Regions from separate parts of the Homo sapiens genome. Here region 1 is linked to region 2. A link is a contact called in ENCODE Hi-C or POLR2A ChIA-PET data. All regions are on one chromosome and are shown on one strand. Each heading gives the region's core, a stretch centred on a gene start or an enhancer-like site at or near the end of the contact. The rest is flanking DNA. Distances are from core to core; before and after follow the strand shown. Region 1 has its middle 42 kb from the start of LINC02998. Region 2 overlaps LINC02998 (long intergenic non-protein coding RNA 2998).

Region 1 (4,637 bases), core at 1,308-3,807, 110 kb after region 2:
CCACATGTATTCACTTACAAGTGGGAACTAAATGATAAGAACTTGTGAATGCAAAGAGGGAAAAAACAAACACTGGGTTCTACTTGAGGGGGGAGAGTGGGAGGAGGGAAAGGAGCAGAAAAGGTAACTATTGGGTACCGAGCTTATATGTGGGTGACGTAACAATATGTACAACAAACTCCCATGACATGTGTTTGTAACAAACCTTCACATATACCCCTAAACCTAAATAAAAATTTTTTAAATAATAATAATTAAGTTTAAAAAAGTCAAAAACTAACAGATGCTGATGAGGTTGTGGAGAAAAAGGAATGCTTATACACTGCTGGTGGAAGTGTAAATTAGTTCAATGACTGTGGAAGACAGTATGGCGATTCCTCCAAAGACCTATAAACAGAAATACCATTTGACCCAGCAATCCCATTACTGGGTTTTTACCCCCAAAAATATAAATCATTCTGTTATAAAGTCACATGCATGCATATGTTCATTGCAGCACTATTCACAATAGCAACGACATGGAATCAACCTAAATGCCCATTAACGATAGACTGGATAAAGAAAATGTCATACATATATACCATGGAATACTATGCAGCCATAAAAAATAATGAGATCATGTCCTTTGCAGGAACATGGATGGAGCTGGAGGCTATTATCCTTAGCAAACTAATGCAGGAATTGAAAACCAAATACTGCATGTTCTCACTTATAAGTGGAAGCTAAATGATGAGAACTCATGGACACATAGAGGGGAACAACACACACTGGGGCCTATCAGAAGGTGGAGGCGTGGAAGGAGGAAGAGAATCAATAAAAATATTATAACTATTGGGTACTAGGCTTAACACCTGGGTGACAAATTATTCTGTACAACAAACCTCTATGACACAAATTGACCTATATAACAAACATGCACATATACCCCTGAGTTTTTTTTAAAAAAAAGCTAAATTTTAAAAAAATACAAATTTTGAAGAGCAAAATTTATTTTAACCTACGAAAGTAATAGGAATGGTATTACTCAGTAATAAGGGTGTGGCAAAACAAACACTCTCCTACTAGTTGGTAGGAATATAAATTCTTACAACATTTCTGGAAGGTAATCTGCTCACAAGTTGAAAATGTAACTTTACATATGCTTCAAGCTAATATTTCTAATTCTAGTTATTAAGCCTAAAGAAATTATAAGACAGATATACAAAGATATACTGGAAGGCAGCTATGCTTACCACTATACCACCAACACACCTAGCAAAAAATATACTGTATAATGATGCTTATTGTAGCATTTATCATAATAAAAAATGAACAAAATACACTATCAATGAAGAACTAAGAAATAAGTCATGGGCCATCGTCAGAGTTAAACCTTGTGTAGGTTTTTTTAAAGATAAAGCAGATCCTATTGACATGGAAAATGTCCAAATACATTAAAATACAATAAAAATGGAAGTTACAGACCAATATATACATATATACACTATATATACACATACATATATATACCTATATATACACATACATATATACCATATATACATACATATATATATACCATATATACATATATATACCATATATATACATACATATATACACCATATATATACACATATACACATATATATAGTATGATCCCACTCACATTTTAAAAAATATATGGATATAGGTAAGCATTAAGATATAGAAAAACATATGTCAAACTGTTAATTCATCTGTTAGAGAGACTTAGGATTAGAAAATACCTTATTCTTTCTATGCTTTAATTTTGTAACTAAGATACATTAGATTTTTTAAAAAGAGAAATGTCAAGAAAACCAAGTATTTGTCACAATATTGCCTTGGTTTTACACATAAATCGCTGGGCTTTACTGTATTTGCTAATCTCATCCTGCATTTTGATACTTGCAGAACGCAGCAAAGACTGTCATTACTAGTGAAAATGGAAAAGGTCAGCCCCTTTATCAGAATTTCTCCCATTATCTACATCATCAGCTACCACCGACTGCCCCCTCCAGCTGTATCACAGCCTGTCTTCTGCCACGTCTGCATGAAATGAAACCACTAAGCACAACCGTAAACAGCCAGCCTTATCTCAAGCCATGTTAAGTGTGGCTGTGAGAGTTGGGCCTTGAACCTGCTGACACCGGGATGTGTGTCACTGAATGTCCACCAGGGAGTCTCTCTGAAACAGGACATCAGCAGCGGAAGAGGCAAGGCACAGACAACCCAGCCCTCCATCAGTGGGCCATGCTGCTGTAGGCATGCCAGGCTCAGTGCCAGGAAATGCAAGGACAAAGCCAGCTGGCTAGAATTCAGCACTGGGGAGAGCAATCCACATATTAATTTGAGGTCCCAGAGCCAAAAGTCACCCAGTGACAGCCACAAAATCAACAGCCCAGTAGAGAGGATGCCCTGCCTTTCCTCTGTCTTTTTTCAGGCTTCTGTCTAGAGCCACAGCTGTACCCATCAGGGGAAAGTGGTATAAGTTCTCAGTTCAGAACCAGGCCCATGGTCCTCCAGGCCTATGGCAGGTGGGAACATGAAGTGGGGCCTGGAGCAGAGGTTTCATAGAGAAGTGGCATTGGGTCAGTTCCTCTTATCAGTTCCTAGCACTCTTGCAAGGAGGGGTCATGCAGCTGGGCTCAGGCTGAAAAGGCATGTGGCCACAACCCATCCCTGGAAGTCGAGAGAGAACTGAGATAGAACACGTGAGTGCTGCCTGACCCAGCCTTCTCTGTGTCCGTGGGAACGTGACTTCCTGAAGAAGAGTAGGGAGGTACACTTAACCAGCAACTACCATTCTCATCTCAACCTTGAAACTCTTGTCTTCTCTCAGCCCTTCTGCTTTTTAGTTGAGAAAGGAGTGTCCAAGAACTGAGTGTCACATTTCTGTTGTTTTTTTCCAGATGCCAAGCTGCCATTGCCAAACTTTGTTCGTTATGTCCTGTTCAGGCATGTTGGCCCAGAAGTAGATGCCCATTGGCCTGGGGTAGCGAATCCTAGTTGCTATAAAGGTCAAACCCCTGAAGTCCCAATGGTTTAAAACAGCAATGGTTTATTTTTTGTTCACCTAAAGTCTCATATGAGTTGGGATGCCTTTCTCTGTCTTGTAGCTCTACCATAAGTTCCACCTGGTCCCTAAGGTCTCTGTTTCAGGGCACATAAAGAGTACAGAAGGAACACCAATCTGAACTCACTGGCCTGAAGAACACATGCACTCCACTCCTGCTCATAGTGCAAAGGCAGGATACTCACATGATTCCAACTTAAATGCAAAGGAAGCCAGGAAGTGTTAGAGGAGCACATGGAATAATCACTGTGATACACTCATAATATTGCAACTGTTTCAAGAAATTTTTCAAATAGAAGAGCAGAGTAATACAAAGAGCCCTTGAGTGATAGTCCAGGCTCAGGGGTCCAGAGCCACTTCTGTCACTGACTAGCTGGGGAAACTCTCTGCTCCTTCATACTTCCATGTCCTCATCTGTAGAAGACAAGGGGTTGCATGACCCACAATGTTATTTCTGGGCCCAAAAGACACAATTCTATGAGCTTGTGGCTTGTGAAGGCAGAATACAGATGATATCTCACTATTAACCAAGGACTCCACAACCTATTGGAGAAAGCAGTGGTGGCTTCTGCCCTTCTTCTGGTGCCCACCCCTTGCAGTATCACTAAGGGGCTATCAATTCTCAGGAGTCCAAGCTTCACTGAGCTTGCACTCTTAGAAGATAATCAGAAAACCATAGGGAACCTCAATTCTGCTAAGTAACAGCAGCAACAAATCACTCCTCGTATGGAAACAAATGTGGGTGCAGAGGGAACCTCCTAATATTTCACCATTACACACATGCATACATCCCTTCTCAATGAAGAAACACAGAGCATCTGATATTGGCAAGACATTCTCTCTTCAAAGAGAATTTTGATTTTAGGCACTAACATGGGGTCGTACTACCAGACTTTTTTTTTCTTTTATTATTGTTATACTTTAAGTTTTAGGGTACATGTGCACAACGTGCAGGTTTGTTACATATGTATACATGTGCCATGTTGGTGTGCTGCACCCATTAACTCGTCATTTAGCATTAGGTATATCTCCTACTGCTATCCCTCCCCCCTCCCCCCACCCCACAACAGTCCCCGGTGTGTGATGTTCCCCTTCCTGTGTTCATGTGTTCTCATTGTTCAATTCCCACCTATGAGTGAGAACATGTGGTGTTTGGTTCTTTGTCCTTGCAATAATTTGCTGAGAATGATGGTTTCCAGTTTCATCCATGTCCCTACAAAGGACATGAACTCATCATTTTTTATGGCTGCATAGTATTCCATGGTGTATATGTGCCACATTTTCTTCATCCAGTTTATCATTGTTGGACATTTGGCTTGGTTCCAAGTCTTTTCTATTGTGAATAGTGCCGCAATATACATACGTGTGCATGTGTCTTTATAGCAGCATGATTTATAATCCTTTGGGTATATGCCCAGTAATGGCATGCCTGGGTCAAATGGTATTTCTAGTTCTAGATCCCTGAGGAATCGCCACACTGACTTCCACAATGGTTGAACTAGTTTACAGTCCCACCAACAGTGTGAAAATGTTCCTATTTCTCCACATCCTCTCCAGCACC
Region 2 (4,039 bases), core at 545-3,044:
AAAAAAAAAAAGAAAGAAAAAGGAAGGAAGGAAGTGTGCTAGTGCAACATGAGAGACAAACATTCCTAGAATAGTAAGAGAAAGTAATCAGGAGGGTTTGTTTTACATATGGTTTTAAACATCATAATAGAATTTGTCATTATAGGAAGTTTTATAGTATATATGAAACATTCTCAATTATCCCTGGCAAAAGGCAAAGGCATAACAACATTAAGTCGTGGTTTCTTAAAGGTACAATGTAATCAATGAACTCCTGGCTTTGAAGCAGTTGTGTAGTGTCCTGGAGGATGTGAAGAATTTGTGTAGCCTGAGTTTCCTTGGTCACACTACTCTGGGCAAAGTTAGAGTAACCAGCAGGGTCTGTCTGGCCCTGCCCCTCATCAACACTGCAGAATCCCTCTAGCTGCTCCTGGGAACCCCCAGGGGATGGCACATGTGTGCTCACCATATGGCCCTTTCAGCTACCATATGACCCTGCACTCAGCTTCCCCCTGCTACAGCTCCCTGCAGTGATGTTTGTGTTGGGGCATGATGGACCCACCCCCAATGAGGACACTGACACCTCCAACCTGCTATGGCTATGCTTCAAAGCCACAAAATGTATCCCCTGCTGCTGGAGCTGTTGGCACTGACCCTTCTCTGTCTCTCTCACACCCACCAAATGTGATGCCTCCCTCTCCTTCTTCTGCCCGGATTGGGGCGAGGTGGCCACAGTGCAAATTCTGTTTTTTCTGGACTCCATACAACTCCAATCTCAACCCCAACCAGAAGGCACCATAACACTTTCTTGTGCTCTCCTCTGGACCATCCAAAAGCTGCCTTCTGGGCTGCCTGACAGTCATATTCTTAGTCTTACATGTTCCTACAGCGTCTCTTCTTTAGGAGCCAACTGTGGGGGGCTAGACCAGAAATGTTCTGATTTTGAGAAAAGCGTGAAGTTTATGAGTTTTACTTTCTGATATGGGTCTATTACCTTGAACCAAGCCAGTATGCCAGGCTTTATATCCCTAAAATACGCCTTTCCCAAAAGGAGGACCATCTTCCAGGAATGTCCAGGCATGTGTGAATCCAGGAGGAACATGGCGTGAACCTCAGCAGAGACTCCACCCATATTAGCATGTCCTTAATAGCTCCCCAATGTTTGTATTTACTGCCTAGATCTTGTCCAAAGCCAGGCTTTTCCAGAAAGTGCACATTCCTCTTCTGATCTTGCATCGTGCCAGAGAGGCAGCTCTGTTTAAATAGCAATAGTCATAGTTGCTTAATGCCTGTTTCACACCGTATACTGTGAGGCATTATTTCTGCTTTTCACAATCACTGCAAGGAAAGTGCTGCTATTCAAATTTTAAATACAAAGAGGTCAAGTAGAGAGGTTAAGTGATTTCCCCAAGGCCACAATGAGTGGTAAAGCTAAGACTCAAACCCAGATTGGTTGGAATCAAGCCTAGGCTTGTCTTGTGTAATACAGTTCAGTATTACCCAGGCCCTGGAACCGAAATCTGCGTATGAACAGCTCTCTTAGGACATATTCAAATATTTTCATCCTCTTTGCTGAGAATTTAAGAGATGAATGTGGACTCCCAAACACACACAGCCTCTTGAGTCCTGGCATAAAGTCTGTTCTCAGACTTCTTTAGATAGATTTCACACTGTCATCATTTTCTAACCTAGGGTAGCTTCCACCTCAAGTACAATAGGAATATATTCTAGTAGTTGATCAGTTCAAATTTCCTGCATTTCCACGGCTCATTCTTGGCTCAGAAAACCCTGAGCCTACTCAGGCTGAGGGGGACCCCCCTCTTGTGCTTCCAGGTGTCACATGATTGAAACCACTTTTGCAAAGATTATGACAGCAAGAGAGGTCTAGCATGGCTGACTCCATCTTGCTTCTAGTCTCACAGGCTGACTGTCCTTGCTCATTCCTGGGCATACGCCAAGCTAACTATGGAAGGAATTTAGTTTACAGTTTAACTTTAGAACAAGGATGATAATAGTCCCTCCCTAAAACTAACCTCCTTCTTGCTGAGGGACAGAAGCTGCCTTTGTAAAACTAATGAAAGGCCATGAGATTAGGATTATGGAAGGGGCCTGAATTCTGCTAAAATGTAGGCATAGTTTTTATAATCCCTATGCTGGAGAGCATGTGGCCAGAGGCCATAATATTTGTGACTTTCACAATTATTGCTACAGATAACATCACTATTGTATAACCTAATATTGGTCTTTTGAGACGTTTTTCAGACTTTTGCATTCTGGCAACTGACTGACCCCACCTGGACACGTAACTCATGTCTTAATCACACCTGTGGTCACAACCCAGAGGCAGATTCAGCACACGAGGACCATTTTTCACACCCTTATGATTTCATCCCCAACCAATCAGCAGCACCCATTCCCTACCCACCTGTCCACCAAATTATTCATAAAAACTCTAGCCTCTGAGTTCTCGGAGAGGCAATTTGAGTAATAATAAACTCCTGTCCTTCTGCTTGGTCAGTCTTGCATTAACTAAATTCTTTCTTTACTGCAAGACTGCTGTCTCAGTAAATTGGGTTTATCTGTGCAGCCAGCAAGAAGAACCCATCAGGCAATCACATTAATACCCCTGTGAAAGCCCTTTCCCTGAAATCAACATTTCTTGCTATCTTGCTTTTTCCTGTCCCACAGCTCTGTTTCCATTTAGGGATTCCTGTGCAGCTGACTCTCACATCTACCTCCAGGGTGGAGCCTGTGACCATCTTTTGGTCATGTAATTGATTAGCTCAGCTTAGCCACCAGCCCCACCCTGAACCACACTGAGTCTCAGGACATTTTCCAGGAGTGCTGGGGCAAAGACACATTCTTTCTCATGGGATCTGAAAAAGGAAGCATGTTTCTCTGAGAGTTGCTTATGGCCATTTTGGGACTCTGAGCAGGGTCAGCCTTAGAATGCAGCCAGTATCCCAGAAGGCAGGTAGAGAAATGGAAAAGAAACCCAATGGCTGAGCTGCTGGGAGTGAGCTTGTCTTAGGCAAACCTTCCTTGAGAGTTTTCAGTCATGTGAGCCAATCAATTTCCTTCCTGGTTTGAGCCTGATTGAGCCAGATTTTCTGTTGCTTGCAATACAAGCATCTTACATCTACATTTTGCAATAATGGTCAAATTTTTTGTTGTCTCTCTCCCTAGATTGTGAGCTCCTTGATCCCTAAGAGAAAATTGGTTGAAGGAATGAAAGGACAAAAAGATAAAAGGAAAAAGAAATCAGTTGCTCATGTGTGTTGAGGACTTGTTTAAGGCCATTACCATTTAACTAGCTATTCACTGCTCTTCCTGATTCATGGACATTCCAATTAAAGAGCTGGATCCTTTGAGAAATCTTCAATACCAATATCCATGGTCAGGAACAGTGCTCATTTAGCAGAAAGGAGGTCAACTCCACCAGAACTTATGAAATCTGCAGAGCAAGGAATAACTCAGAGAATCTTGCAGATGAACTTGCATTTCTTATCATGTGATAAACAAAGAAACTTTAATTTATCCATCGTAAATCAGGGTCTTGGAAATAAAGCATGGGGAAATGGATGTCTATAGGAGCCCTCTGCAGAAATGTTGCCCCTTGACTCCAAGCTCAGAGAGGCTTGTATTTGAAGATGTCAGCAGCCTCCCGCTCCACAAATGAATCATGAGAAGGAGGGAATGAAGGTGGTTGAAGTAGGTGTGGGCCTTTCATCCTCTACAGTATGCCTATCGTGAGTATCTGATGTTGTTATGTGCACTTATGTGTACTTGCACACATGCACCCATCTAAAACAACATTTTCTGTTGGGAGTTTCAAAAGAAAAAAGTGAAGCTGTTACTGAAGCCCCAGAAGAAAAGATTTGCATAAATGGGGATGGATTTCTTGCAATCTCCCCTGGTGCTGCTTGTCCCAGTCCTTGCCCCACCCACCTACTACACACACAGGAACAGCTCTTCTCTGCAAGAAATGCTAGACAGGAGGAAGTGCCCTGGCCTTGACCTCCTGCTTTCACAGCATCACACATCAGTGGTGGTGAGTGCC

What was found. A loop is a pair of places that touch in the nucleus more often than their neighbours do. ChIA-PET counts read pairs that join two places held with the same protein, here RNA polymerase II (POLR2A). Pooled maps may share reads with other maps.
Region 1: a pooled map shows a loop between it and region 2 (2.2-fold over the local background). The contact joins two enhancer-like sites. A Hi-C loop is called at or near these places in 1 of 50 pooled maps. POLR2A ChIA-PET finds 5 or more read pairs at or near these places in 2 of 52 experiments (OCI-LY7 and activated CD4-positive, alpha-beta memory T cell).

What each region holds. Positions count from the first base shown.
Region 1 is chr5:54,783,759-54,788,395 of GRCh38, forward strand. No RefSeq gene overlaps it. Among named protein-coding and RNA genes, the nearest start is that of LINC02998, 42 kb to the left of the region's middle. Within about 2 kb of position 2,558, at least 8 of the 41 ENCODE cell types and tissues checked have a DNase peak (open chromatin) inside an H3K27ac peak, as active enhancers do.
Region 2 is chr5:54,670,002-54,674,040 of GRCh38, forward strand. The region is part of intron 1 of LINC02998 (long intergenic non-protein coding RNA 2998); the gene reads right to left. Among named protein-coding and RNA genes, the nearest start is that of LINC02998, 72 kb to the right of the region's middle. Within about 2 kb of position 1,795, at least 3 of the 41 ENCODE cell types and tissues checked have a DNase peak (open chromatin) inside an H3K27ac peak, as active enhancers do.